Regions from separate parts of the Mus musculus genome. Here all the other regions are linked to region 5. The links are chromatin loops, found by intact Hi-C in ENCODE. Cell type or tissue: heart. All regions are shown on one strand. Region 1 holds the start of Gm34080 (a long non-coding RNA gene). Region 2 overlaps Slc38a6 (solute carrier family 38, member 6). Region 3 overlaps Six6 (sine oculis-related homeobox 6). Region 4 holds the start of Trmt5 (TRM5 tRNA methyltransferase 5). Region 5 holds the start of Six1 (sine oculis-related homeobox 1). Region 6 holds the start of Six4 (sine oculis-related homeobox 4). Region 7 overlaps Mnat1 (menage a trois 1).

What was found. Hi-C counts contacts between places; a loop is a spot of excess contacts. Peaks named below come from ENCODE experiments on the same cell type or tissue, not always from the same donor. Only the 100,000 strongest peaks of a DNase experiment are listed, where the experiment ranks them.
Region 1: a loop joins it to region 5, with 2.5 times the contacts of the local background. A loop is called at or near these places in 5 of 42 quality-filtered maps.
Region 2: it touches region 5 in a loop (2.2-fold over the local background); 10 of 42 quality-filtered maps call a loop at or near these places.
Region 3: it touches region 5 in a loop (4-fold over the local background); 12 of 42 quality-filtered maps call a loop at or near these places.
Region 4: it touches region 5 in a loop (2.2-fold over the local background); 10 of 42 quality-filtered maps call a loop at or near these places.
Region 6: it touches region 5 in a loop (2.9-fold over the local background); 22 of 42 quality-filtered maps call a loop at or near these places.
Region 7: a loop joins it to region 5, with 2.2 times the contacts of the local background. A loop is called at or near these places in 6 of 42 quality-filtered maps.

What each region holds. Positions count from the first base shown.
Region 1 is chr12:73,448,616-73,452,615 of GRCm38, forward strand. Gm33929 (a long non-coding RNA gene) reads left to right here. Exons shown (of 3, transcript XR_001780532.2): 2 at 1-32; 3 at 477-732. Gm34080 (a long non-coding RNA gene) reads left to right here and starts at 1,962. Exons shown (of 4, transcript XR_381684.3): 1 at 1,962-2,281. In heart, a CTCF peak has its summit at 1,744 (motif pointing left); DNase peaks (open chromatin) are centred at 666 and 2,176; H3K27ac peaks cover 945 bases.
Region 2 is chr12:73,322,994-73,326,993 of GRCm38, forward strand. All of the region lies in intron 5 of Slc38a6 (solute carrier family 38, member 6), which reads left to right. Among named protein-coding and RNA genes, the nearest start is that of Slc38a6, 38 kb to the left of the region's middle. In heart, a CTCF peak has its summit at 1,992 (motif pointing left); DNase peaks (open chromatin) are centred at 1,368, 1,958 and 2,848; H3K27ac peaks cover 2,625 bases.
Region 3 is chr12:72,940,346-72,944,345 of GRCm38, forward strand. It overlaps Six6 (sine oculis-related homeobox 6), which reads left to right. Exons shown (of 2, transcript NM_011384.5): 1 at 1-282; 2 at 1,282-4,000. The coding sequence ends at 1,450. Among named protein-coding and RNA genes, the nearest start is that of Six6, 2.5 kb to the left of the region's middle. In heart, no CTCF peak of the experiment used is centred here; no DNase peak of the experiment used is centred here; H3K4me3 peaks cover 201 bases; H3K27me3 peaks cover 3,578 bases.
Region 4 is chr12:73,284,982-73,288,981 of GRCm38, forward strand. It overlaps Trmt5 (TRM5 tRNA methyltransferase 5), which reads right to left and starts at 1,730. Exons shown (of 5, transcript NM_029580.3): 1 at 1,703-1,730; 2 at 1-294. The coding sequence starts at 1,707. Slc38a6 (solute carrier family 38, member 6) reads left to right here and starts at 1,867. Exons shown (of 16, transcript NM_001037717.3): 1 at 1,867-2,051; 2 at 3,412-3,542. The coding sequence starts at 1,944. In heart, no CTCF peak of the experiment used is centred here; DNase peaks (open chromatin) are centred at 1,860 and 2,830; H3K4me3 peaks cover 2,330 bases; H3K27ac peaks cover 2,091 bases.
Region 5 is chr12:73,043,220-73,047,219 of GRCm38, forward strand. It overlaps Six1 (sine oculis-related homeobox 1), which reads right to left and starts at 3,493. Exons shown (of 2, transcript NM_009189.3): 1 at 2,648-3,493; 2 at 1-610. The coding sequence starts at 3,207. The coding sequence ends at 316. It overlaps Gm51264 (predicted gene, 51264), which reads left to right and starts at 2,666; the gene lies at 2,666-2,729. In heart, CTCF peaks have their summits at 1,982 and 3,521; DNase peaks (open chromatin) are centred at 1,492, 2,162 and 3,552; H3K4me3 peaks cover 3,721 bases; H3K27ac peaks cover 2,305 bases; H3K27me3 peaks cover 2,749 bases.
Region 6 is chr12:73,111,267-73,115,266 of GRCm38, forward strand. Six4 (sine oculis-related homeobox 4) reads right to left here and starts at 1,979. Exons shown (of 3, transcript NM_011382.3): 1 at 1,077-1,979. The coding sequence starts at 1,918. It also overlaps a transcript of Mnat1 not described here. In heart, no CTCF peak of the experiment used is centred here; DNase peaks (open chromatin) are centred at 1,185 and 2,215; H3K4me3 peaks cover 2,675 bases; H3K27ac peaks cover 2,639 bases.
Region 7 is chr12:73,204,110-73,208,109 of GRCm38, forward strand. The region is part of intron 6 of Mnat1 (menage a trois 1); the gene reads left to right. Among named protein-coding and RNA genes, the nearest start is that of Gm23910, 60 kb to the left of the region's middle. In heart, no CTCF peak of the experiment used is centred here; a DNase peak (open chromatin) is centred at 2,332.

The sequences.
Region 1 (4,000 bases), 410 kb after region 5:
CCTGGGATCTGTTGAGGGCCCATCAGTACCAGGTTAGCTTCTCTCAGTCAGGGTTGCGGGAAGTTTAGCTGCCCCGGTCATTTTCCTACTTACTGGAAACCTGAAAAACTCGTCAATGACCTTCCCATGACCTGGGGTAGCAATTTCTCAACCTGTCGTTGCCTGTCACATTTGAGAGGAGGGCGGGATTAATTCTCTTCCATGGGTGTCTTTGTGCTTGGCTGAGCCCGAGGTCTCCTTCCATCCCTTCCACTCTCCCTCCCTCTTTTTCCTAGTTCTTCCTCATTTCTTTCCACATTCATGCCCTGGGACCTGTTCTACAAATATCCGAGGAGAAGAGAAAGAACAAACTAAACAGAGTGTTCTAAACGCTACAGGGTTTGTTTTGGTTTAATTTCATGAATGAGGCTATTGAACCGAGCAGCCGAGCAGCCGTGTCTCCTCTCTAACCTGTGCTTTTCGGGTCCTGTTTCCAGGTGCGGCGGAAAATCTGAGGCACCTTGGCTAGGAGCCCATGGTGAAACCCGGCTTTGGCTCCTGTCTCCCCATCCTCTATGAGCAGTGGCAGCTACAGCTGCTGGAGTGGGAGCTGCAGCAGTGGGGCGTGGCCTGCAGGGCTGTTGGAGTCCATCGCACACTGATGGAAAGGAAGCGGAACCTTCACTCAAGTTGGCCAAGCACAGAAACCACCAAGCAGGAAAAATGTGGGCGGGGCCGGGAGGAGAAGGTGGAGAGAGGTCTCAGGGTGTTGGGTTTTGAAACCTTCTGTCTTGACTGAGGCCCAGGCTCTCAGCACAGGGTCCCTGACACATGGCTGAGGAATTCCCAGTGGCCTTGGATGACATTTCAGTTCATTTCTCTGAGTCACACTTTCGGAGGGTTTCTCTTTTCTCACCAGAGGCAAGCGGGGGGGGGGGGGGGGGGGGAATGGGGTCGTTTGTGTTATTAGTAGGAGAGTTAAAGACATGAAAGAATGGAAAGAAAGGGTGTTAAGAAGGGAGAAATGATCTGGAAGTAGGGCCGGAAGAAGTGGTCACTGTAGTAACCAGTGGATAGATGAACAACCCAGACAGACTTCGCCCTTCTGCCTCTTACTGTGGTGGCAGAGCAAGACTTGGAGCTGTTGGGCTTGCCTTTCCATCACAAATACTCATCGAGTACCTTCCATGGTCCTTTCTGTTCCGGTTACTAGAGATACGAGGCAGAGTCGTTTGCAGAATGTCCTGCCCTTGTGAGGGTTGCTTCAATGGAGGAGAAACTCACTGAGCAGAGCAACAGTGGTCAAATGGAGCCTTTGATCCAAACTCTTTTGAGTTTTTAACCTAGATCTGAGATTTAACAGAATGCTCAGGGCCCAGGTGCTGCAAACATCCTCTGCTGGAGAGGTGGGTGCGTAGGAAAAGGCCACGCCCATTAGTGGCGCCCGGGCTTCTGTAGCTCAGCATCAACCACAGGGTCTTAACTTGGAACTGCACAATCCCCCATGGTGACACCTCCTCTCTCCCAAAAGGGTGGGCAGGATGTGGAGCTGACAGGGAAAGAAGGGGTCTTTTAGTGTTCCTTGTCCCTTTGGGCACTCTAAAGGTCATCTAGGTTAAAAGTCCTCATCACGGGGCTGGAGAGATGCTTAGCAGCCAAGAAGACTGGCTGCTTTTCCACAGGACCCGGGTTCAATTGTCTGCATCCACGTGGCAGACACAATTGTCTGCAACTCCAGTCTCAAGGGTTCTGATGCCCTCTTCTGGTCCCCACAGGTAACACATGTGTCAGCAGGACTTAGAGGCAAACCATAAAAATACATAAAAATAAATAAACGAAATAAAAAGAGGTAGTTAAAAAAAATCCTCATCGTGTAAATTCTAGACTCCAAAAGTGTGTCTAGAGCCAGGAAAATCCACATCCTAGATCCAATAGGATTTCAAATTTCCGGCAGAGAAACAGAGAGAACACCGTTGACAGATGAGCTTCACTGCGGCTTGGCTTGGATTAATGAATCTGGGGCTGTTTCTTACAAAAGCACCATTGGCAGCCAAAAAAGCATTAATTTGGAAAGGGAAGGAAGGCCATACTGAGGAGCAGCTGAGAGCCAAGGACCCAGAAGCAGAGCTCTGGAGTTCATGCTGGGCTTGCCTTTAAGTAGCTTTGCTGAAGCTGGCACTACAAGCTGAGCAATGGAGACCAGAATGCCTGGAGCCCTTGGGGAAGGTCTCACCCAAGCTCAGAGCAAGCACTGCTAAGGAGGAGGGCAACATGAAAAGACGGGAGGAAACCAGTGCTAAAGGTATGAACTATAGCATGCAGCTAGGATCCCAGCATCTCACAGAACTTTAGAGCCCACCAGAGTGAGGGGCTGAGATGCCTCTCTAGTGCTGGAGGGAGTATAGCCCCCTGCTTAGCTAACCTTTTGATGAGGGTTCAGGCAGGGCCAACACTCACTGACACCCTTCCCCCCAACACTCACCCTGGCCATCTGTCTGCTCTCTAAAGCTCACCGTCTGGCTGGGTCCTCAGGGCCCTGTTCCCCTAACTGACCTCCAAGTGACTTCCACTCACTAGTCCTCTGAGGGACAGGCAGCCTCCGAGCAAAAACCATGGCAATAAGGAAGGAGGGAGAGGAGAGACAGGAGTGGAGGAAGGAGAAAAGAAATGTGGAGGGAGATGGCTAATAACATTATTTCATTGCTTATCCCTGTAATGTTGCTATTGTTACAAATCATAAATATCAGATATGCAGGAGATCTGATATGAGACCCCCAAAGGGGTTACAACCCACAGGTTAAGACCCACTGGTCTAGCACTGCCTTTAAAAGCCAAACGGCCAGGAAGGCAGAGCCCCCCCAGTCCTCTCTGACACCTCCCACCCGCTTTCTTCATCCTGCCTACATCTCAGCTAACCTGGTTCTCCAAGTGCTGCTGACACTCCTTGATTCCCCTCCCCCTCCCTGTCAATCACTAGTGGAGAGATGGCTCAATTCACCTCCATGGCTGCTGGGAAGATCTCAGTTACTCTTTCAAAGGCTTCTCTCCATACACCCGAGACACCTACAGAACCTGTAGTGGTCGGGCCAGACCTTTGATGGCTGTACAGTAAGTTAGACTTTCACATGCACTCGCATGTCTATGCACATTTATGAAGGGTAAGAGGAGTGTTTAGCCACAGTTCCAACAAAGGGGTTTTGGATTTCACACATCAGGGGCTAGGAAAAGTGCTGGTAAGTGGTCATCCAAAAATAGGAACTAAGGCAGACCGGTGATTAAATATTCATAGAGAAAACCTGCCATACACAATGTGGCCTATGTATGCCTCTTTACCTGGACATGAAATAAACTGTTTTCATTATTATTTTTTGCTTAAAACGAGAAGTAGAACATGCAATGTACTTATGGTCCAGGCCAGTCCCTAGGTCTGTGGCCTTCAGGATGAGCGATTGAGAGACCTTGGCAGGTGTGATAGATACTGCCTTACTAGGGATCAGCTGAATTCTATTAACATAAGTAGGAGTTATTTGCCATTCGAACAAATTGGTTCATTATCCACGTGATATTTAAGAAAAGCTAATGCAGAAATTATAATCCCATCCCGAAATCAATCTGTGGAAAAGTATGCATGATAGCCATGAAACAAAATTCTGCCCGGGATGTTTCTGAGACTGCTAAGGATGCACACGGGCTGACAGAGGACACTTGGACCTTCTCAGACTCAAGCCAACCACCCAGGTTCCCAATGGCTTCTCAAGGCTTAGAAGCATTAGAAGCACGGAGGAGAGCAGCCGGAGGGAGGCTCAGGCAGCCCTCTCATTCTTAGTCTTCTCTCTGTGGCAGCCAATCCCTTTGAAACATTTCCAGGGAGCTCCTTGGGAGGCAGATGTGCTACACTGTGACTTGGACCCTTGATCTTGATGACACTGAATGAATCCAGTCTGTGTATTTGCCACTGAACAAATGGAGCTTGGTGGGGCCGTCTGTACTTCTGCACGCTTTTGCTTGTCAATGGTGTCTT
Region 2 (4,000 bases), 280 kb after region 5:
TAGATTCTGATGTGGTTCTTGGGGAAGGTGCCATGGCATGTCAATTCTTTTAGGCATTAATGGGGCAGAGTCTGTATTTTTAGTTAGGTGTCATGTCTTAAAGCTTCCTAACTCTTTCAGTCTCTCCCCCTTCCCTTTTTGTGTTACAGGTTGTTACTGTGCAGTCTAGGTTAGCCTCTGAGTCTTAGTCTTTCTGCCTTGGTGCCTGGGCACTGGGATTGCAGATGTTCACCACTGGGATTGCAGGAGTGTACCACACCTAATATATTAGTTACTTTACCTAATGCTGCAACCAAGTACCTGAGCAGGGGCTTTATCTCTGCTTACAGCTCCAGGGGACAAGATCCTGGAGGGGAAGGTAGCGCTTCAGTACCCTAAGGCTGCTGACAGAGTGCCCCACAGTCAGTACCCTAAGGCTGCTGACAGAGTGCCCCACAGTCAGGAAGTGGAGAGCAGGGGTTAGTGGTGCTCCCCTTCTGTCCCCATTTTCTTTAATCCAGGACTCCTTCCCACAGAGTGACACTGTCCACAGTCCTGGGGTGGCTCTTTCAGCCACAGTTAAACTTGTCTCCCAGGAGTTCTAGATCCTGTCAAGTTGACAAATGTTGTTAGCCATTACACCCAGCTTCTCGCTCTCTTTTTAAGTTAAAGACTTTTCACAAAATATATGTCATGCATATCTCCTGTGGCCCCAACTTCTGTTCTGTGCTATGTAATGTTTAAACATCTTCACCTTCTTGTTTTAATCCCTAACACTAAAAGGAAAAACAAGAGCAAAATGATCATAAATTCATAAATTACATTTGACTACTTATTCTGTGGGTCTTTGGTGAAGGCCTGGTTTATTCCCTTACCATAGTCATAAACAAACAGGCACTCACGCTGACCACAGGCACCAGTGTGACTTACCAAAGTGACTGTGGTAGGGGCTTCCTTCCAATAACCTGTGAAAATGCCAATTATGACATTTAGGGCTCTTAAGGTTTTAGAGTTATTGGCCTTTAGAACATGGAGAGCCATAAGAAAATGATCTGGTCTCTCAGCAGTGATTTGGAGCCTGAATGAGGCGAGGACCAGCTGTAGCTCTCTGTGTCCCCTGCCTTCAGCAGAGCTAGCGTTTGCTGTGAGAAAGTTTCTGCTGGGCCAGAGGGAGAAAGGAGCCATCCTAGAGCGTTAATGTTGAATGTTGTTGCTGGCAAGAGAATGCGAGTGCTGGGTTTGAACTTACTGAAGTACCTTCTAAGAGGACCGAGTAGTGTGGTGGGAAGGCCAGCTGTTCTCACAGCGCCTGCTGTTTCATTACTCACTCTTCCCACCATCTGAAAAATAGTCAGTTTCACATGAAATTAAACTTCTGTGGTAGACCATTCCGTAGGCGGCACTGTCACTGGAAATCAAACAGCAAACCTCCCCTCAGCTCAGTTACGCCAAGGAAAGTCCTACTCACTCTTGGAAGTCCACGGCTAAAGCAGAGCCACTTAATGTTCCTAATTCACACATCTTGCTCAACTCACAACATTTCCATGAGTGGCTCTGAGCAGCGGGCCAACTTCCTCTACTTCTATAATATGTGAGTCTTCATGGCTTAGCTCCTAGGGCCTCACAGAAGATTAACCATTGACTCGCTGTACGTTGTCAGGAGAAACCTAGCTTCACGGGAACCTCCCGAAATGGCTAGGATGGCCCAAGTTTTCCGGACTGGAAAGTCTGGCACCGAATCCACAGACGTTAGCAGCCTTGATTAATGCCTCAGTTCGGGCTATTAGGTGTGGGAGAACCACAGCTGCCTATGCACTAAGATAGCTCAGAGTCTGCATCTTACAGACAAGACCCAGCAAACAACCACAGTCCATGATGAAATGTTAGACAGCTTATATTGTGTTCTTCCTCTTCTTATGACTGTGAAGGAGGAGCCCAGGGTAGTGATACAGGGACAGGTCTGGCCTGTCCCTCAGGAGCTGGGCTTGGAAGTGCTGCTACACCACCATCTGCTGGTCAGGCACACTGCAGCTTTGTGGTTGGTTGGTTGTTTTGTTTTGTTTTGCTTTAAAACCTGAACAGTATTATCTCCAAATTCTAGAAAATATTGCAAAAGTCTAGAAGTATGGGAAATTTGAGAGGAGTCCCTTTTCACAAGTCAGAGGCCTAAACAAACAGAGGCACTATGGCATTTGCCTTGACAAAATTTAGTAGTAACATCATTTCAAAAGCAGTGCATTAGCAGTTATTTCAGTTGACGTTTGATAACAAGATTTTAAAAATAGATGACTCTGTGTGTGTGTGTGTGTGTGTGTGTGTGTGTGTGTGTGTGTGTGTGTCTGAGGATTGCATGCAGGCTAAGCAGGCTTTTCCCCTAGCCCTCCTTTCCCTTCTGTTAGAGACAAGCAGGCCTTGAACTTCTTGATCCTCTGATATCAGCCCCGAGTCACTGGAATTCTAGAGCCTAGCCACTAGGCCTGCTTCTCTGGTCCTGCTTAGGTTTAGGGTCTTAACAAACTGTAAAATAAGGGCTCTTTTAGGACAGTGAAGTAACATTTTCCACCATGTGAAATTTTTTCCAGTTTTGCACAACTTAGGGAAATTACATTGTTTTATAGAGATTTTGAGGGAAAAAAAAAAGGATTCTTCTTAAGAAAGAGACTGATACAGTTTGAGTGGGTCTAAAATTTCCATGCATTTAGAAATCTAGTGGAAACACCAGGTTAATGAGCCATCTTGAATACAGTAGTTATTATCCATGACTAAAGACAAACCATGGAAAGACAAACCATAGTGCCTCTGTTTGTTTAGGCCTCTGACTAACCTCTGAGCGTTGCTGGGCTCCCCACCCCCAACCCCGCGAGTGCTGAGAACCCAGTGCTATTTTTAAAATAGCTGAATGTCATCCCAGCTTCATGCATGTTCTCCTAAGTGCCTGACAACATGACTGATTGTCTTTTAGACAAATGATTGTTTAGACCCAAACTCAGTCAAGTCTTTTCTTTCTTAAAGTTATGTGGTTAACTAATGACAAACGGAGAAATATCTCAGGTTGCTTGGGGAGCGCTAGTTCTAAAGCTTAGAGACACAGGGGAAGGGGATTGCTTTTTGTCTTTTCTTTCAGGTTTCAGTGATGTGTTAAATCTCTGATACATGCAAATAGGAGACTTTCTCTTTGCAGCTCTGCCTCTACTGACATGCAACTAAATAATGACAGCAGATACTATGAAGTCCTGGCATGAAGCTCATGAATTTTGAGCCAGTTACTCCAACAAACGGGCTACAGCCCCAAATGGACTCCATTAACAAAGCAGGATGTCTCCAGTGTGGTGCAAAACTTTGATCTTCATTAGAGAGATGGTTATTTTCTTTGAGCCCAGCTGATGAACTCAGCAGCCAAAAGCTGTTTGTTGCTTAAATGCTGATAAAAATAAATAAAGGCTTCATTCTAGAGAGGGCCCTTTGACAGAGTTTTCTTATTTTTCTTGGCTTTGGCTGATGGCTTCCCCCACCTGCCCAGGGCAAACTAGCTTGTAATAGAGCGAGCCCCTCAAGTCAGACCAACTGTTTGCACCAGCACCCACGTAGCAAATGTGTGCACAGGACTCCCAATCTCTGTGGGCGAAATCATGGCTTCCTGGCAGGTCAGTATGAAAAAGGTGTGCAAAGAACTTCCTATCACTTAGAATGTAGCCAAGCATGGAAGATGCTTGCTGTGCTCAGTGTGAGCAGTGTCCTCATTCTCTAGCCTTGCTCCTCTGTGTCCAAACTCATGACTCCCATGACCTCAGGCAGTAGTGAGACTTTTCTACCTGCTGTTGCCTGACCAGACGTCTCTGTCTCAGTGCTTTCCTGATGGAACCATCGCTTTTCCATGTGATTTTTCAATTCCTGTGTCTTGACTAGGTTGACAGCATTCTTCATTTTCTTTCCAGCATAGTTTCATTCAAAACAAAGGGGAAAGAATACCTATTCGGCTAATGTGGTGAAACTAACTGATTTGTAATGGCTGATAACTGTC
Region 3 (4,000 bases), 100 kb before region 5:
GGAGGCAGAGAAGCTGCGTGGACGGCCCCTAGGGCCAGTAGACAAGTACCGAGTAAGGAAGAAGTTCCCGCTGCCGCGGACCATTTGGGATGGCGAACAGAAGACTCACTGCTTCAAGGAGCGCACGCGGCACCTGCTTCGAGAGTGGTACCTTCAGGACCCATATCCCAACCCCAGCAAAAAGCGAGAGCTCGCCCAGGCAACCGGACTGACCCCCACACAGGTGGGCAACTGGTTCAAAAACCGCAGACAAAGAGACCGGGCAGCTGCAGCCAAAAACAGGTCAGTACCAGCAGGCCTCTAGGCTTGGTGCACACCGGGATGGGGCGGGAGGAGGCATTCTTGGCCCTTACCTGGTGTCCAGGGACCCAAATTCAAAGGGAGCTGGGAATGCAGTCTGTCTTGGGTTTATGAGCCCACTGTGTTCTAGATTCCTATGCAGGCTCCTGGTTCCCCACCGTCCCCCCCCCCTGGTTCTTGGGGTTTTGGGGGTCACTGCAGCAGCTGATGTGGGTCACCAAACTAAAATGTCGCTGTAGTTAGGGAAACGGGGGCGGAGGGAGGGAGAAAGATTAAAAGCCCAGGATCAATCAGAAATCCAGAGGCCCAAAGCTAATTTTTACTAGCATGGACCCAGGCTCTCATCAAGTGAAGCCTATTTAGTTAGCTCTATTTTTAAATCCCGGCTGCATCCTTCCCTGATGCTCTGAAAAAGGTTTCAGTTTTCAGAGAGTCTCAGATTCTAAGAGGCAGAAAGACGTGTTTCCTCATGACAACTATCCTGTCTCCACCCAGCAAGCTAGTCGGCCTATGCTTTTCATTCGCCAGCTTTTGGAGCTTGCAACTCAGGCCCAAACTCTTCAAGCATCCTCTAGCCTCAGGCATGACCCATAGGGAGATGTAGTATTAGAAAAGGAATCTCGTATCCTGAAGCCTTATCTGTCCCGCTTTGCGCTGGAGGATTTCTGACAATCCTCCAGTAAATCTCCCAACATTTGGGTGACAAATGAGAAAGATCTGGGGAGGCTAAGGCGGAATTCATAGTGAGCTGAGAAACAAGGAGACAGACATACAGACAGACAGAGAGGGGCAACGGCAGGATTCCGCGAAAGAGCTGTGGTGCATCGGTCCAAACCCGGTCACTTCACCTTCCCCAGCTTGTCAAGGTCTGAATAAGAGTCTTAACAAGGAGCTGGAGGTAGACGGGTCGGAGAAAAGGGGTACAATGTGGCGGCTTGATTTCTTGCTGTGACCAGTGTCCCTTTCTCCCCAACCCTCCAGACTCCAGCAGCAGGTTCTGTCGCAGGGCCCCGGGCGGGTGCTACGCTCGGAGGGTGAGGGAACGCCTGAGGTGTTGGGCGTCGCCTCCAGCCCGGCTGCCAGTCTGTCGAGCAAGGCGGCCACTTCGGCCATCTCCATCACATCCAGCGACAGTGAGTGCGACATCTGAGCTGCCCACTCATCACACTTAGAATCCAGTGTAAAAATGAGATACACAAAATAAAAAAAGAGAGAGAAAGAGAGAGGACAAGACCAGCAAATACGGCGCTGGCAGAAGCCCCGTGGCCAGGGACCCGCGGGCCTAAAGGCTCTAGAAGCGAGAATCCATCGCGACTCTGGGGCATGCGGTGAGGCCTGACCCAATGCTACTTCTCTTCGCATTGCTTTTCCTGAAGGATCTGGCTGCAAAGACTCCTTTGGAACAGAACTGCACTCTGAGAGCCTGCCCTTGAGTCTCCTGCGGGTATTTCACTTCGAAAGGACGCTGTTATATATATGTATAACTTTTGCTTTGAAGGTTTCTTTTTTAAAAAACAAAACAAAACATATATATGCTGTTTATTTACTTATTTAAAAGACTTCCATGATAGGTTTCTCTGTAGCTTGGGGAACTTGCTGTTTTGAATGAGCAAGCTCACGCGTTCTGTGTGAAGAAGCCAAATAATAAAACAACTTGGTGGATAACCTTTCTTAATTAAGAGAGCTGCTATCTCAGATTTTAAAAATCACTCTTATTTCCTTTGCTGGGCACGCAGCATGGAGTCTTATTCAAATTGTCTCTCCAACTTCTCTATATCCTCTGACATCTCAGTATATTTATATTTTAAGCAGCCACAGATAAACCGCTAACTAACCGCCACATCGGATTGTATGAAAATGTATGCATGTGTATACATAAACATATGCACATTGCCATATTAAACCCAGAATTTGGAACATGAACATGCCATCTATGGCAGCGCTCTACATTCGCCACACAGGTGATCATGGTTTGTCCACCTAATCATTTTTATGAAGTGTTAGTGATTTTCAAGAACAATTTTAGAAGACAAATTTTAGACTCAGGTAATGAATCGTATTTTACAAAAATGCCAAGACACGAGGGCTTTATGATTAAAAAGTGTTTCCATTTTGTTTGAGGTACTCTCCCACTCAGAAACTTATGGTCATTCAAGGTAAGCATGTAGCACAGGTAGAATACTTACTAAGTGCTGTAGGTCTTATTAAGACCATTTAAAAAGATAGGAGAGGTTGATACTAACCAGGCTAGCATCTTCCTGCTTCAGAAATGGGTTTTAGTCAACTAAATTATTTTCACCAGGAGAAATACTAAGATAGGAGACAGTATGCAGGCTTTATATTGACCAGAAAGCATGCTACAGAGAAATGACAGGCATTTTCTAAATCAGTGCTCTACATTTAACATGCAAACAATTCATCAGGAAGTTCGTTGCCTTGGGACTAGCCTTCATTAAAATATAAAATATTCTTAGCATGTAATTGTTCTTTGTACATACACACACATATACCACATGCACACATACACACACGTACACACTCTACCACTTTTGCACTAAGAACGTAAATAATATCCATATTATCTAAGATTTTGCTTTGCCTAGTGAAATGGATTGCACATTACAAATTTTAATATTGATCTTTAAATCTCAGCCAGTTAGAGTTCTTTTAATTCACCTCTCACCTGCTAAAAATTTCTGAAGGCAAAAAATGTTAAAGTACCAAACAAATGAAAACTGGAGTTATGAAAGAAAATAGGTGGTCAAGTGGCTATTGGAAGCCCAGGACGTGAGAAAGGGCTGATGTATTACGTGTATGTATGTATGTATGTATGTATGTATGCATGCATGTATGTATATATGTACATTTGTATGTATGTATGTATGAGTGTGTGTTTGAATGTATATATGCATGTATACATATTTGTTTGTATGTCACTTAAGCAGAGTTGGCTACTGTGGGCTTTAAAATTGTCATCACTGAGTCCACTTGTTCCATAGCTAGAAAATTGTTGCAAATTGAAACTCTCATAGCAAAAGATGGACAGGTTTAGGAAGCTTTTGTGGTCAAACAGGTAATTCCCAAGTCAAACAAATACTCTTCAGTGGCTCAAGAAAGCCTTCCATGGTAAAGCTATATCTTTTGATTTCTAAAGTCCCTGTCGATTCTTTGGGTGACAAGGAGCAGTTTGGGCCTCCAGAGGGGGAAAATAAAAGGCATCAAGAATGCAAATATTAAGAAATTGTTCACTTTCCTGGTCATGTGAGTGACATGTCCTAGCGACCTGAAACTGAGTATCTCCTTAATTTTGTGCCTTGGTTGGTGGTGGTGACTCTAACTAGCAGACCTCTGGAGGTTTGGGGTCAGCCTGGTCTACAAGGTGAGTTTCAGACCAACCTTGGCTACACAGTGAGGTTTTGTTTTGTTGTTTTTAAACACAGAGTGTTTCAGAAAGCAACACCATAATTGCACCCGAGGTTCTCCCGCCTCACAATAGGCTAGAATCAGCCTAGCAGGATTGCACTTCAGTGGAAAATTCATGGCTCTCAATCTTATAATCCAGCTCCATCCGAAACTCATTTCAGCTATGAATGATCCAGAGCCAGAAAATGGAGACATTTATTGGCAAAATTTATCTCTTATCTTTGTGATCCCAGGTCAAACAGAAAAGACAGAATGAACTAATTAGTAAAATGATGGA
Region 4 (4,000 bases), 240 kb after region 5:
TTGACTACTTCTTTCCTCGCTTTAAGCACAGGGATGGACACTGTCTTCTTAAAAGCTGTTCTATCAAGTTCTCTCATTCCTCGAACGTCAGAGGGTGGTGAAAATAATTCACTATCTCTCACACTTGCTTCTATTTCTGGCATGGTTGAGAGTCCTTGTCTTTGACCCAACAAGAAAACAGAAGGCGCTTTCCTAAGTCTCGGCACCAGGGTAAACAACAATATTGATTCACTGGGGTGACACCATTCCACTTGCAAAAGTCTTCTTGAGAATCCAAATAGCTTCCATACGATTCTGGGGAAAATAACAAAACAAAACACCAAACACCATCAAGCTACATGTGAACACATTCACAATGGCTTTTGAGGATGAAAATATAAATTATCTTTCAAGTCACCTGCCAAGTGCTGACAAAAGGTTTGGATGGCAAGGGAGGGCAGTCTCTCTTGCAGGTTAGAATGATCACTGTCCCTGGTAAATAATACATTTGCATTTTCAGTCTATTTGCCCCTATAACAGAAAAATTAGTGGTCTAGCAATCTCCCTATACCCAAAGAACTCTGCTCACAAATTTCGACAGAATACACATAGAATAGGAAGTATGAAATTTGAGTTAAGGGTCATCTCTAAATGAAATGATCACTATATGTGATGCCACCAATGGTAATACTTACTGGGATATTCTTAGGAGATCTTATTTTATTTATTCAACGGGCTGTTGTATCAGAAGCTGTGTTATGAAGTTTGTAAGCTAAGGGGTAAGTTAATCACCCAAAGTTATGTGGCTGCTAAGTGGCTTGGCAAGGCTTAAACGTTCATTAAGGTCTTAAAATGTAGCTCACTGGTAGAAAGCTTGCCTAGCACGCATGAGGTCCTGGGGTCATCCCTAACAGCACATAATATCAGGCATGGTGGTGCCTACCTGTAATCTCAGCATGAGGAAATAGGAGGATTAAAAGTTCAAGGCCAGCCTGGGATGCATTTGAGACCAGACCTCAAAAACAAACAAACAAACAAACAAACAAAAAAAAAAACAAAAGCTTGGTTAAAAATGACCTGAAAGCTGGGGATACAGTTTAGCTAGAAGTGTACCTAGCAAGCACAAGCAAATTCATGGGCTTTCAGCACTACATAGCCTGGGCACAGTGGTGCAGGCACTCAGAAAGCAGATCAGAAATTAAAGTCATCCTCCAGGTTGGTCTGGATACATGAGATTTGTCCCTTCCCATATGACCTTAGTATACTGTTAGGATGTCTATCATAGTGTACTGCCATATGCCATGCCTATAACTAAAAGCTTCAGTATTTTGACAAGGCTTTACTGTGTTGTTTGAAGTAAATGTAGGCGTCCGTTTTCCATCTGTAATATGTGGTTTAAACTATGAAAAGATTTTTGTGGTAATGGGAACCTAATCCCGGCACTTCTCATGCTATCCAATCCTACCACTGGGTGCATCAGCCCTCACCATGCATTTGACCAGCCCCCTACCCAAGGGCTCCGGCCTCGGCTTAGCGGCCGGTGGACAAGGAGATGAATGACCTGGTGGCCTTTTTGCGCTCATTGGGCAAGAAAGAAGAGCACGAGTCCCGCCGCGGTACCGTCAGGTTTTCTACATCACCCGGGACACTACTGCCCCCTCACCAGCTGCACCTTTCCAGGGCCAGCGTCACCCGAGGCCGGCTTCAGACCCGAACCCCTCACCTCATGCTCTGGTGCAGCTCGGAAATAGGGCGTCGGAGGCTGGTGACGTCATCACTGCTGGCCGCGAAGGCAGCGTAGAGTCCGACCCTGTGGACTCGCACCTCTCTTCCGGGCCCGCGATTTGCTACGAGAGCCCGGAAGGGCCAAGCCCGTAGCTCCGCCTCTGAAGCCGCTCAGCCGGGGCGCTTGGGGTTAGGGGAAGCGGCTCCGTGATTTACTTAGCAGTCGGTCGCGGAGCACCATGCAGGCGTCCCGGCACAGCATCCAAGCGGAGCCAGGCTGGTACGTCTCTGCCCAGCAGCCAGAGGAGGCGGTGGCTGCAGACGAGTGGAGTCCGTTGCTAAGCAACGTAAGTGGGCTTTACTGGCTGCGCTGGGTTCCTGTGCGCTTCGGTATCTTTCAGGGCTTGCAAGAGGAGCCTTGGACTGCAGGGGACTGACCCTGGGGTGGGGCCCGAACCACTGACCCCAGGCGAGTTTGGAATGTGGCAGCAGCATGGAGCACTCAGTCAATAGTGAGAGGCTTGGAACACCAGCGGGATGAGCCTCGGTTTTGTGACTCACCATTGCTTTGTGTCATTGTCGCCTCTGTCTCCTCTAGCCTTGTGAGGTCTTGCAAGAACATCACACGATGTTTCTTTTCTGGATTTAATCATGGGGCCAAGGGAAAGATGAGCTATAGGCACTTTAATACTCAAGTCCCTGTAAGTGAAGATGAGGAGAGGTCTCTGGTAATGTGCACATTGCTCGTCCTTAACCTAAAGCCGGTGTAGTGGGCTGTGTGTGCCCGGGGGCCCCGGAGCCTCTTCGGTCTTGAATGTCCAGCCTAGGAGGGCCTTGGGCATGCTAGAAAAACTCCCTAACTCAGAGCTGCTTTCCAGTCCTGCCACTCCACTTTTTATGAATCCCTGGACTGTAACAGCTGATGGTTTGGTTTATGTTGTCCCTGTAAGATATTCCTGCTAATCGACTTAATTCATTAGGCATATAAACAAAAGGTTAGTTTATTGCGGTCCTCGTACTTGAGGAAGAAGAGTTAGGGACAGAAGTTCCATGCTGACACTGGGATTCTTCAGGAAGCACGTGACTGAGGCCCGTTCCTCCTCTGTCTCCACCCTATCTTGATCTCTTGAAGTCACAAGGCTGTGGCTCCCACTGAAGCCAGCTGGGCCCTGCATGGGAGGAAGTAATTTTCCTGGAAGACTCGTTTCCTTGAGTTGCACCAATAGGTCAGAACGGAGGGAAAGGAACAAGTGTTATGTCCAAATGTGCTTTTCCTTGGGGTAATAACTCCTATGACGGAAAGCAACTTGGGAAGGGAAGGGCTTATTTCATCTTACAGCTACAGTCCGTCTTGAAGGAAAGTCAGGGCAGGAATCTGGAGGCAGAAACTGAAACGGGAGACCCGGAGGAAATATTGACTTGCCCCTACTGGCTTGCTCAGTTTGCTCTCCTTCATCCCCAGGAAGGCCTGCCTGCTCAGGGATGCCCCCACCTAAAACAGGCCGTGTCTTGGCCAGTCTCTTTAGGGCATTCTCCCAATTGAGATCCCCTCTTCTCCAATGAGACTAGCCTGTGTTACATGGGCGAAAGAACTAGCCACGTCCTGGTTAATTAGTGTTCACACGATTCCTCAAGTGTGTAGAATGGCTCAGCACACTTTAACTTCCTTCCTCAGGCATTTAATGTGGGTAAATGGTGTGTTTCCAGGAACCTCACAGGCAGGGATCCTCCGGTGCTTCCTTTGGTCTCTCCGTCTTTAACGTGATGAACGCCATCATGGGAAGCGGCATCCTTGGTTTGGCGTATGTGATGGCTAACACGGGTATCCTTGGATTTAGGTGAGGCCTGTTTCCATATTTTGTCATCACACGGTTCCATTTTGATAAGGAATTTTGATTCCAGAAGTTACCGGTCTACAATTTCTAGTTGGATTACTTCTGGGGTTTTAATGCTGTTTTGTTCCCCTTGTGCCTATCTAGTTCTGTGCTTTGGAGGAATGCTCCCTACAGTCATGCATGGCTTGAGGGGGTGGGCATTCATGTAGGAACCTCAAGAAAGGAACCCCGGGGCTCTAAGATAGCGTGGGCTTTAAAACAGCACCAGCAAAGCGGGGCTCTGGTGTAAGAATCAGAACCCAAGGGCTTATAGGGCACAAAAAAGAAAGGGAAGGCCACTGAGCATTGTCCCTTTTGGGCAGGTTGTTGCTAGGGGAAGCTTTGGAGATAAGGTAAGTGGTTAGGATGTCATGTGATAGATAAGCAGCTTTCCTGGTCAGACATGACTGGGGTCCATAGGG
Region 5 (4,000 bases):
TAAGGGACTACTGTAAAGGATGCCTGGGTTGCCCAGAACCAAGCCTGGCTGTTTTTGTTATTTCCTGACCTTTTAGTGGGAGGGGAAATGCAAGGGTATTAAGAGTTGGAGAGGAGGGAGAGGATGCTCAACTGAGACCGCTGTTGGTTGTAATTTTTAAAAAGACAATTGTGAAAGCCTGTGGTTCCTTTCTGCGCAAAGAACCCCAGAAACAAGCTGCAGAATTGTCCCTGGCTTCTATGTACAAGTGTCCCCTAGATTGCTGCGGTTGGTTGCTGCTCCGGCCATCCCTTCAAGGCCCCAATATCTCCCCACTTAGGAACCCAAGTCCACCAAACTGGAGGTGAGTGGGCCCAGCAGAGAGTCCTGGAGCTGGTGCTGATGGGCTTGCAGACCGTGGCTGGGCTGGGAGGCTGTGAGGCCTGGAAGAGAATAGTTTGAGCTCCTGGCGTGGCCCATATTGCTCTGGAGCAGAAGGACCGAGTTCTGGTCTGGACTTTGGGGGGGTGAGAACTCCTCTTCTGAGCTGGACATGAGCGGCTTGCCCCCTTCCAGAGGAGAGAGTTGATTCTGCTTGTTGGAGGAGGAGTTATTGTTTTCGGTGTTCTCCCTGAGAAATAGAGGACAACGCCATATGGTTAAAAAGAAGTTTTGTTTTGTTTTGTTGCTGTTTTTAAAAAGTGTGAGATGAAAGAAGGGGGGCTGGGAGGAGGAAAGGGCCGTTGTGCAATCTGTCACCAACCCAAACGGAGGCGCTCTGCCTCCCACCCAGCCCCAAGGGTCATGGGGGAGGTGAAGAGGCAGCCTAAAGAAATGGGGGTGGGGGGCTGCTGGGAGATAGTTCCTTACTTTACTGTACGTCTCACAGTCGGGTGAACCAGATTTATTTAAAATAAGCCAAAAAGAAAAAAAAAATGTTTTCAGCTTTGTATGTTTAAGTACCTATTAACCAGCCCCATAGTTCCAAGTAACTGTTTGGAAGCCTTCCGACAAATGGTTGTTGCAATAACGAAATGATCGGGAGACAAACTGCCCAATGCACAAATGCTTGCTCTGACCCAAGTCAATTGCCTGCCTCCATCTGAGGAAACAATTAGATGACCAGTTTCCCTGCCCCTGTCTGGAGGCTGGGGTTCCAGAGACCTAGGACAGGTCATGGGAAGTCGTGCCCAGAGCGGCCCAGTGACCTGAGTAAACACAGGGAGCTTAGCCAGTCTCTCGGATTTCACCCGGGAGTGGGCCCTCGCTTGGCTTGGGGACCGGCCGTTTTGTAAACTAAAGGGTAGCTGGAGCCGAGCAATCCCTGTTTCGTTACTCCTAGTTCATTCCCCAGCCCCTCCTGCTCTCCTCTCTGAGCTGCTCGCCCACAATCCAGAGCCTCCCACCCTTTCTCAGCCGGGCAAACTTCGCTGCCCCGCCCCGGCTGGGCGCCGGCCGACCCCGCACAACGGAGTGTCAGTCCGTCCCCGCACCGGGTCCCCGGGTCCCCGGGTCCCACTCAACTTCAGGACTGCTCGCTCTTCCTCCTTTCCAGCGCCGGCGGCCACCCGGAGCCTAGCGCTCGCCCGCCTGCACACTCCCTTCCCAGCACCGTCTTTCTCTTCCGGAGAGCCCCTTTCCCCGGAATTTAGGCAGGCTCTGTGGTTTCCCCACCCAGGGGGAATCCTGGAAGCCAGATCTTCGGCCCCCAGGCTGACAGTGAACAAAGGCGAGCACAGCGGGGCTCTGTGCCCAGCTCCCCAACTTTTCCGCCCCGCGCTCCTCCGAACCTCGGCCAGAAGCTCCGCTACGAACCTCCCGGGCCGAGGAACCGCCGCGTCTGCGAGAGGAGAGGAGGGGAGAAGGGAGACTTTTCCCCTTTCTTTCTTTTTCTTTCTTTCTTTTCTTTTCTTTTTTTAAAGCTTTGCTTCCGTGCTCCCGGGAGGGGGAAGCCAGCGACTGGAGCCCTTCTCCTCGCCCGCAGCGGCGGCGGCGGGGCCAGCGAAAGCAACCCGGCCAAGCATGAGGGAGCGCGGCAGGCGGCAGTCTTCTCCCGGCTTGGGGCCTCTGATAGGACACCCAGCAGCGACACCCCCAGTGTCCCCTTTCCAGGGTATTTCTTTTTACAAGACTCCTCCCTTTGTCCAACTAGCGCGAAATGAAGCAGAACTCTCCTCCATAGACTAGCCGGAGAGAATGAGCAGAGAGCCGGGAGGTACTGGGGGCCGAGCGTTCGACTCAGACCAGCTTCAAGACGGAGCGAAAGAGCGGAGGTTCGAGACCTTCCGCCGTACCGAACAGCTTCCCTCGCGATACCAAGCAATACCCCCGTTTCCTCTGATCTACAAACTCCCTGGCCATCCCTTCTCTTCGCCGGAGCCAGCCCGGAGGGCATGAAACAAACCCAACGCCGACCGTTCCCCACACTTTCCCTCACCAAAGAAACCCACGCGCGAGTGCTCCACGCAAACGCGACCCAGTCCCTAACAGGCAACCTCAAGAGTTCATGAACCTTCACAGCAGCGTCGCCGAGGCCGGGGTGCCGCCCCACGGACCTCTGCCGGGTGGCGGCGGGTAGGAAGCTGGTGGCGACGCCTGCGGGGGGCAGAAGGGAGCGAAGGGTGAAACTTCCCGGGGTCACCCGAGCCTGGGCAAGCACGCCGCGTACCTTTCCTTGGCCTCGGCGGCCCGGTCTCTTTGCCTCCGGTTCTTAAACCAGTTGCTGACCTGGGTGGTGGTGAGGCCGGTGGCCTCGGCCAGCTCCCGTTTCTCCCTCGGTGAGGGGTAGGGGTTGTGCGCGTACCACTCCCGCAGCACGCCCCGAGACTTCTCCTTAAAGCAGTAGCTGGTCTCCTCGCCGTCCCAGATGGTCCGCGGCAACGGGAATTTTCGGCGCACCCGATATTTGCCCACGGCACCCAGGGGTCGGCCGCGAAGTTTCTCGGCCTCCACGTAGTGCGCTTTCAGCCACAGCTGCTGCAGTTTGGGGTGATTGTGAGGCGAGAACTGGTGGCTCTCCAGTATCTTGTAGAGCTCGCGGAAGTTGCCGCGGTGGAAGGCGACCACCGCCTTGGCCTTGAGCACGCTCTCGTTCTTGTGCAGGTGATCGCAGGCGGGCAACGACCACAAGAACCTGCCCAGGCGTTCCAGGTTCCCTCCTTGCTGCAGAACTTCGCACACGCACGCCACTTGCTCTTGCGTAAAACCAAACGACGGCAGCATCGACATGGCTGGCGCTGCCGGGGCGCACGGGCCCGGGCGCACGCGGCAGTGAGCAGAGCTGGGAGAGCAGGGGGCGGCTGCCGCGGGGAGGGGGGCGCGGCTGCTCCTAACCCCCTCCCTAGCCTTGGCGCGGGCGAAGAGACCAGTCGAACCTCGGCGGGTGGGAGGCCAAGGAAGACGAAGAGAAGTAGGGGTGAGCTAGACTCCGAGTGGCTGGCGTTCTCTACAGCCTTCTGGGCCTCGCTGGCTCCCGCCTGCCGCCGGGTGGATGCTGCTGGTTGCCGGGGAACTTGGTTTCTGTTCTCCCCGCAGCGGCCTTAAAGCGCGCAGCGTCCCCGACACGCTGATTGGCTGCGAGCGGCGCCTATCCGAAGCTGGCCAGCCTGCGCGCCGCCCGGCCCGGCAGCAAAGCCGCGCCACCCTGCCGCCCCGCGTGGGGAGGGCGAAGCTACCGAGTGCTGCCTAGGATAAGAAGTGGTGGGAGGAGAAGGACCCGGAGAGGTGGGAAGTGAGGTGGGGTCGGGAGGAGGGAACTGGGGTGCTGAAAAGGGTGGTGACCAAGTCAGGACCTTGCGAAGCGGCGCCCTCTTTGGTGTCACCTAAGGGGAGCCTCACGCAGCACAAATCAATGGCTGCAGACGTTCTAATGACCCTCTTCTCCATATTCTTAGCCCTGTCTCTTGCAGTCTTGGCTTTTCCCGGTGAGCTCATATTTAATTACCTTAATGTTAAGATGAATAAATAATGGATTGATGAATAGCTTATGGAATGAGATAAATAATACAAAAGGAGACTAGGG
Region 6 (4,000 bases), 68 kb after region 5:
GCAGCAACAACAACCACTACACACCTAAACAACAACACACCCACACACACAAACACCCACACACAGCCAAGGGTCTGACTCTAGCAGACACAAAAGAGAAGAACAAAACAAAACAAAACAAAAACCCTGCATTTTATACGAAAGAGAGAGAGAGAGAGAGAGAGTGTGTGTGGGTCTGTGTGTGTGTAGGATGGCTGAAGGAGGACTGAGTGGATAGCTCCCCTACTTCTTTCCTGCTGCCCACCTTATGCCAGCCGGCTTGTCTCCTATTCCCAAAGTCAGTAGGGGATCATGCTGTGTTAGGGGGTCCAAGAAACTGTCCTTCAGTCCTGCCACCTCTGAGGCACTGTAACCCGATCCGAAGTTGTTCAGAATCAGGTTTCAAAACACCGCAGAGACGAGCAGCACCCACACCCCACGCTGCCCTAGCAGCGATGGGAACCGCGGCGGGCAGGGTAAATGATTAACTCTGTCATATTAAAGCCTCGACGTCCCCAGACCCCATCTGAGCCACTAGTCTCCATTAACTCTCCTTTTCCTTCCAGAGAGCCCCTGGTGACCTCCAGGGCAAGCCCGGGCTTCAGTCGAACCCTGGGTACCCTGGAGCGTGTGCGCACTCCAGGCTCCGGGTAACCCCGCGGAGGCAGGGACCCCGGCCGGCGCCGGCAGCCCCTGCGGGCCCAGAGCTGCCGTGAGAGCAGCCTTGCCGGCAGCGTGCGCACACATTCCCTAAAAGAACCAAGGCGAGAGTGGCAACTTCAAAGGCAGCAGGATGGGGGTGGGAAGCCGGGCAGCAGTGACCAGCCGAGGTGGGGGCGGGGACTGGACCTAAGAGGGCGACCAGAAACTTCTGGGGGCAGGAGGGGGAGGGTTAGGAGGGAGGATCCCCCGCCCGCTCGTTGCCACCGTCGTCCCCCCTACCACCCCGGTAGGGAAGCGAGGTGGGGGGCGGGGAGAGGTGGGCAGCCGGACCAGGCTGGTGGGGAAGGTAAGCGCCATGTTTTCGAGCGCTAGGAGGAAAAGAAAGCTGGGAAAGGGTGGGGGGAGGAAGGGGGAGGAGGAAAGTTGGCGCTCACCTTTTGGACTGGGTCTCGGAGGGGTTTCGGTCACGCTGCCGCCGGTTCTTGAACCAGTTGCTGACCTGGGTGAGGGAGAGGCCGGTGATCTTGGCCAGGTGCCGCTTCTCAGCCGGCGAGGGGTAGCGATTCTGCTTGTAGAGCTCCTTGAGCGCGTTGCGCGACTTCTCCTTGAAACAATACACCGTCTCCTCGCCGTCCCAGATGGTGCGGGGCAAGGGGAATTTCCTGCGCAGCCGGTACTTGTCCACGGCGCCCAGCGGCCGGCCGCGCGCTCGCTCGGCCTCGGTGTAGCGCGCCTTGTACCAGAGCTGCTGCAGCAGCGGATGGTTGGCCGACTCGAAGCTGTGGCTCTCGAGGATGCTGTACAACTCAGGGTAGATGCCCTGGTGGAAGGCCACGAGCGCTCGCGCCTTCAGAAGGCTCTCGTTGCCACGTAGCAGATCGCTCTGGGGCAGGGACCAAAGAAACCGGGCCAGGCGGTCCAGGTTGCCCCCCTGCTGCAACGCCTCGCACACGCAGGCGACATGGTCCGGCGAGAAGGCCAGTGGGGGCTGCGCGGCGGCTGCGTGCTGGTGCCTGCCCAGAAGTTCCGAGTGGAGTTGTACCTGATCTGCCGCTCCCGCCGCCGCTGCCCCTTCCTCCCGGCTTACCCTGGAGGCAGCCGCGGCGTCCCCCGGCTCCAGGGGGAAAGGAGCTGGAGCCGGGGGGCTCAGCCCAGCCGCCGCGCCCCCCGCCACTTCTCGGTGCGCCTCCTGTCCTTCCGAGGCGCTTTCCATCCCATTCTCCTGCTTGATGTCCGCCGCACTTGCAATCTGCCCGGTGGGGGAGGAAGAGGACATTTTTTGTTGTTTATTTTCCTCCCTCCCTCACTCCCTCGCACTCTTTTCCTCTTTCTTTCCCCCTCTCTTACTCCTCCTTCTTCGCCTCCCTCCCCCTCCCCCCTCCGGAAAGCCCACTCCCTCCCTCCCGGTTTCGGCTGGATCTGGCCGATCAGGTTTCCCCCAGGCCACGCAGTCACCATTAAGATAGCTGCTAGAGCAAAGTAGTGTAAACGGATAGCTGCTTTCTGCCGTTCCCCCAACGTGACTCCTCCGGTTGCTGCATACTATATGGCACTGGCCGCCCGGCCGGCCCGGCCGAGCCACCCCATTGGCTATTTCGCATTCAGTGGGAGGAGGAGACACCGTTTCTATCCCTGTCGATCACCCGCCTCCCACTCCACCCCTTGCCTTTCCCTCTCTCCCTGACCCCCAGGCACCTTTACCTGCCGGAAAACACCGACATTCTTTTCTGGCCAAGCTTCTGAATGGGCAGTTATTTAGTGTGGCCTGAAAATTGGACAGCTCTTTCAAAGAAAGGCCCAGTGATTCCCAAGGGAATACTAATCGCGTGACCTTAAAGTCTGGACAGCTAAAATTTTAACAAAGAGACCACCCTCAGTATGTAGATAACAAAACTTCAGAGACTAATTCCGAAGCTCCCCAGCACCTCCTCCCCCCACCCCCCAAACTAAGGGATGTCTTTATTAAGGATGTGTATTCAAGAGTCAAGAACAGCACTAAGGAATGCTCTGATAGAGAAGCATTGGTAGTAATGAAAATTCCGGAGGGGGAGATCTTGAAAAACCTTGAAATGAGCAGTGTGTGTAGCCCACCGAGATGACAAAGGCAAGAAGCATTAAAAAAAAAAAAAGGCAGAAACCCTGAGATGGACCTAATACAAATAAGCATATAGAAAATAAACCTGGATGTTTATACTGGGTAAGTAGTATAGAAGAGAGCTAAATTATAATGGACTAGGGCATAAATCTATTTACCATAGTAGAAACATTCAAAATGTGGATACCATCAGCACCCCCCTACACACACACACACACACACACACACACACACACATACACACACACACACACACACACACACACACGATGTGGTGCTGGAATGGATAAATAGTTTCTCTTTGAAGGTGATAGATAGGTCTGGGAAGAACACCATCTCTATATGCGGGTCTATTGGAAGAGATCCGGACAGAATCAGCAACCCTTGCTAGGATTGCTCCGCCAGGGTTGAGGCTGAAGGGAGGAGGTGCAATGTGGCTATCTTCAGTTGGGATTCTGTCCTTCATGGTTTGCATGAGGTCTTAGCTCAGAGAGGGATGGTGAGCCTGTCTCTGGCTACTGTGGGCCAGTTGAATTTGTTTGCATATGCTTCTTCTCAAACTCTTAACAGCTAAATGTCCTCCCCCTAACCTTTACTTCAGGGTGGCCTTGTAGTGTTTCTGCTTCCCAGTCACTCATAACTGCCTATTTCAGCATGTTGTCAGGCAGCTGTTCAGGTCACCTGCTGTCACTTCAATTTGGTGAGGTTTGCTTTCTTCCCATTTCTTCCCTTCCCTTCCCTTCCCTTCCCTTCCCTTCCCTTCCCTTCCCTTCCCTTCCCTTCCCTTCCCTTCCCTTCCCTTCCCTTCCCTTCCCTTCCCTTTTCCCTTCCCTTTTCCCTTCCCTTTTCCTGTTCCCTTTCCTTTTCCCTTTCTCTCTCTCTCTTCCTTCCTTCCTTCCTTCCTTCCTTCCTTCCTTCCTTCCTTCCTTCCTTCCTTCCTCTCTCTCCCTCTCTCTCTCTCTCTCTCTCTCTCTCTCTCTCTCTCTCTCTTTCTTTCTTTCTTTCTTTCTTTCTTTCTTTCTTTCTTGTGTTTTTGTTTTTTCGAGACAGGGTTTCTCTGTGTAGCTCTAGCTGACCTGGAACTCACTTTGTAGACCAGGCTGGCCTCAAACTCAGAAATCCACCTGCCTCTGCCTCCCAAGTGCTGGGATTAAAGGCATGCGCCACCACCGCCGGCTCTTTTTTTCTTTTTTCTTTCTTTCTACCACTTTATTCTTGGTTAGCTGAGATATTTGATACATAACCTAACTGCTCTCCATTAAA
Region 7 (4,000 bases), 160 kb after region 5:
ATAAGCAAAACTGAGACTTAATAAAAGTCCCTGTTCATCTTTGTTCAGAGCATACATTTCATGATGACCTTTGGGATTGCATAGGCTCCCCCATCTCTGTCTCTCTGTCTCTCTCTGTCTCTCTCGCTCTGTCTCTCTCTGTTTTGCTCTCTGTCTCTCTCTCTCTCTGTCTCTCTGCCTCTCTCTCTGTCTCTCTCTCTCTGTCTCTCTCTCTCTGTCTCTCTCTCTCTCTGTCTCTCTCTCTCTGTATTGTACATGTGGGGGCCAGTAGATGTCAGATGTCTTCTTCTAATTGCACTCCACCTCAGCTTTTGAGACAGTTTGTCACTGAACTTGAAGCTAACTTATTTCAGCTAGACTGGCTGGCTCAGAGAACCCCCGGGGTTCTTCTCTCAGTCCCCTCCGTTCTCAGTGCTTGGGTAGTTTCCTGGTGCTGTGCATATTACTCATGGAACCATTTTCCCAGTCAAAAGTCTGTATTTTTAATATTGCATTATTTTAAAGACACATGTCTATGGAATGCCATAGGCAAGTAGACAGTAGACTTAGTTTCTTCCTGGAAAGAAGATATATTGGTAAAGCTATTTTGGTGTGAAGAATCAAAGCAAGTGAAGGAAAAATTGCTTCTACAGCCTTATTGGTTGAGTTCCAGGACAGTCAGACACCCTTGTTTCAAAAAGCAAGTTGGATGGAGTCTGAATAGTGACACCCAGATTGATCTTTGGTCCCCACACATATGCCATACATGTAGATACACCCATGTATGTACATGAGAGAACACACACACACACACACACACACACCCCTCCAGTTTTTCAGACCAGTTTTTGAGTCATTTTATATATGTTTGGTTTGTTTTATGAGTATCAATATTTATGTTGTTCTATATAGAATAGATTCATATTGTGAATATTTCAGGTGAATAATAATTTTCTTATATACTTAATTTTTTCAAGTTGTAATGCCCATAAAATACTTAAAATTTTTATTATTATTTTTTATTTCTGAGGTTATAATATAACTGAATCATTTCCCCCTCCCCCTTTCCTTCCTCTCTCCTGTGAACCTCCACTTGCTCTCTCCCAAACTCATGGTCTCTTTGTCTTCAGTTGTTGTCACACATACACAGATGGGAAACCACTTAAAGTTAATACTTTTATTCTCGGAGAGCCCACATTTTCTAGAAAAGGTGTTGTTTTGGTTTAGTGAATGACAAATGGCCCAAACTCCTAAAGTTTTAATTCCCTGGAGGGAGACAGAATAGAGATAGAAACTGCTGGAGAAAACTTTTCTAAAAGCTGAAATAACAATGGTAAACTAATGAAAGGGGTTTCTTCTTTAGCTGGAGACAAAGTATATTTGGTGCTGTTTGTGAATGTGCCTAGTTTACTTGCTAGGGAACCCCTAATTCCTACAAATGTCCTTAGCTTTTTTTTTAAACCACAAAATAATTTAATAGTAAATTATTTAAAAATGTACTCAGAAAAGCATTACGGGTACTTTCCAGTTTGTATACTTGGTGTTAACGCGAATATTGAAATGAAATAGTACAGCAAGGACATGCCCACTTGACTCAGCGTCACTCAGAGTCTAAGGTGTTCAGCCACTGAGAGGCCAGTTGGAACTTGACTTTGAGGGTAGATCACTTCTGCCGGCATGGGAGGTTTGCCCGTTTGTCCTTACTTCCTATCTTTTTACAGCAAGGCAGTACTTTTTGCTAGATCAATGATCAAGTGTGGTAATTCCTGTTATTAGAGAATAATCAGTTCCCGAGGAGGAGCCGCTGAGGATGCTCTAAGCTGAGGTACAGAGTGTGTGGAGGCTCACAGGAGAACCACTCCCAAAGGAAAGTCAGAAAGAATGGAAAGTTTCTGGTTTTTAAAAGACCAATGAGTGATGTGAGATTAAAAGCAGTAACAAACAAACCTATTTTCTTATCGTGTAGTCTGTAAAGCACAGGGCTAGAAAAGTGATTTTATCGCCTTTACCTTGTAAAGACAGCAAGGCTGGTAATTGTTTGAGGATCTGAGGATTAAGAGTGCTACTGCTTCGAATGTATGTTAAGTGACTAATTTTCACAATCTTTAGTACATAGCTTTGTGTGCTAGCTTTTTCCCAATGTCAAATGAATCTTAATATGTCTTGCAATTAGTGACAAATAAGAAACATTGTAATTAAGAGACTGTTTCTTTAAAAGCCTTCAAAGGTTGTAAAAGATTAGACTTGGCTATATGTGAAGGATAAATGTTGTGTAAGAATGCCCCTCAGTTCCCCTTGTATAATAAATCTCAGCTGTGTGCTCAGCGAAAGGGCTCAGTGCCAAAGAGAACAGGTTCAACTTGTCTGTGAGGATTTGCACCACAGCAAAGCGCACAACTGCTTTGTAGAGGTCACAGTGGTCACAGGCATGTGCAACAGAGTCAGAGTGGCTTTCAAATCACCGGAGAACCTAGTGCTACTTGCTGTTTAACAATCAGGGTTGACTTCAGGCATTGAAAGTATAGTTAGATCATAAAAGTAACTGAGTACGGTTCTCAGTCTGATTCCAGATGTACTTAAAGTAACTTCAACAGCACCTTGTAGCAGGTCTTAAAGATCTTCAGAGTCATTTTCTCGTAATTTCCCTGATGTAGAGAAGGTGCTTTATTTGGTGGTTCCAATTGTGTTCAGTGGGCTGAGATATTGTGTAAGAACAGTTTCTTGGGATGGGAACAGGGGACTGTAGGTGAGTTCCAGTGCAAGACCAGATGTCGTGAGACGGTCAGAAGGTGCATGTCTCACTAAATCCCATTTCTCTTGATTTTAACAGGATCAGGTTATCAACAGCAGCAAAGGAAACACCCTATCTATCTATCTATCTAAATTTTTAGAAGAGACAAATCAGAAACAGCCTGTGGAGAGGTGGTGAGAGCCAGGCAAGGGAGCCTGAGGTTTAATAGAAGGAAATAAGGAGATGCAGAACTAGGCTGAGCTGGGTTTTGCCCAAAGTTATATCTGAGTACTTTTTCTTGTTTTGGTGACCATGTTTATTTTCAGTGGTGATTTTATCGATGCAACAGGCAGCCGTTGCTGTTGGTGGGAGATTAAGTGGTAATCTGTAGAATGTGTCTCGGCAAAGGCAGCTGATTGGCAGCAGCACCTGTCCTAGCAACTGGTCATATGTTAGTACTTACCAGCGTTAAAATACCAAGCTGTAAAATTTAGAAGCACTTGAAAGCTAGGTTTTTCATTGCTCTTAGGTTACTGTTTTATTAAGTATACATCTCTTCAATTTACATTTTTTTAATAAAATGAAGTCTATAGAATAAAATTAGATTTATCCCCCAGAATTAAAACAAAAAACAAAACCTAAAGCAAGCCATGTGACAGGCTAGATGCTTTTGTGTTTGTGTGAGCTGCACTTATGCTGAGCGATATGTAGGCTTTCAGAGGCCAGCCTGAAAGGACTGTGACTCCTGTATGCTGCTTTTGTAATCCATAGAGTAAACATGAAGTGCTTGCTGTCAAAGGTTCAGTGAAATGCAGCTTAAAGAACTGATTAGCCAAGTGGCTCCCTAAAGGCACTTTATTTCATCATTGCTAGGAGTTATTCTTCTTAGTTGAAATAGTCTTGTTGATCATATCTCAAAGTATATACAACTTATAGTGATTGACAAGTCATCACTTTCTGTTGATGACTTCTGTTAGAGGAAGAGCTTGTTTTTACTTAGTATACAAAGAAAAGTAAACATATAAGAAAAAATATATATGTATAAGAGTTAGAGTTTATTTCTCAGTACCAATGTAGCTTGCCTAAGTCTAAATGTATTTTAGAAATAGATTGTAAATATTTTCTGCCAATGGTATTTTATCATTTTCATTTTAAAAGAACCTATATATTAATACATAAATAAGAACCTTATACTTTATAATTAATGGCTATAAGTCCATATTGTGGCACATTAATTTGTACATGTTTATAAATATTTGAAAGTAGGGTTAATTCAGGTGATTCATGCTA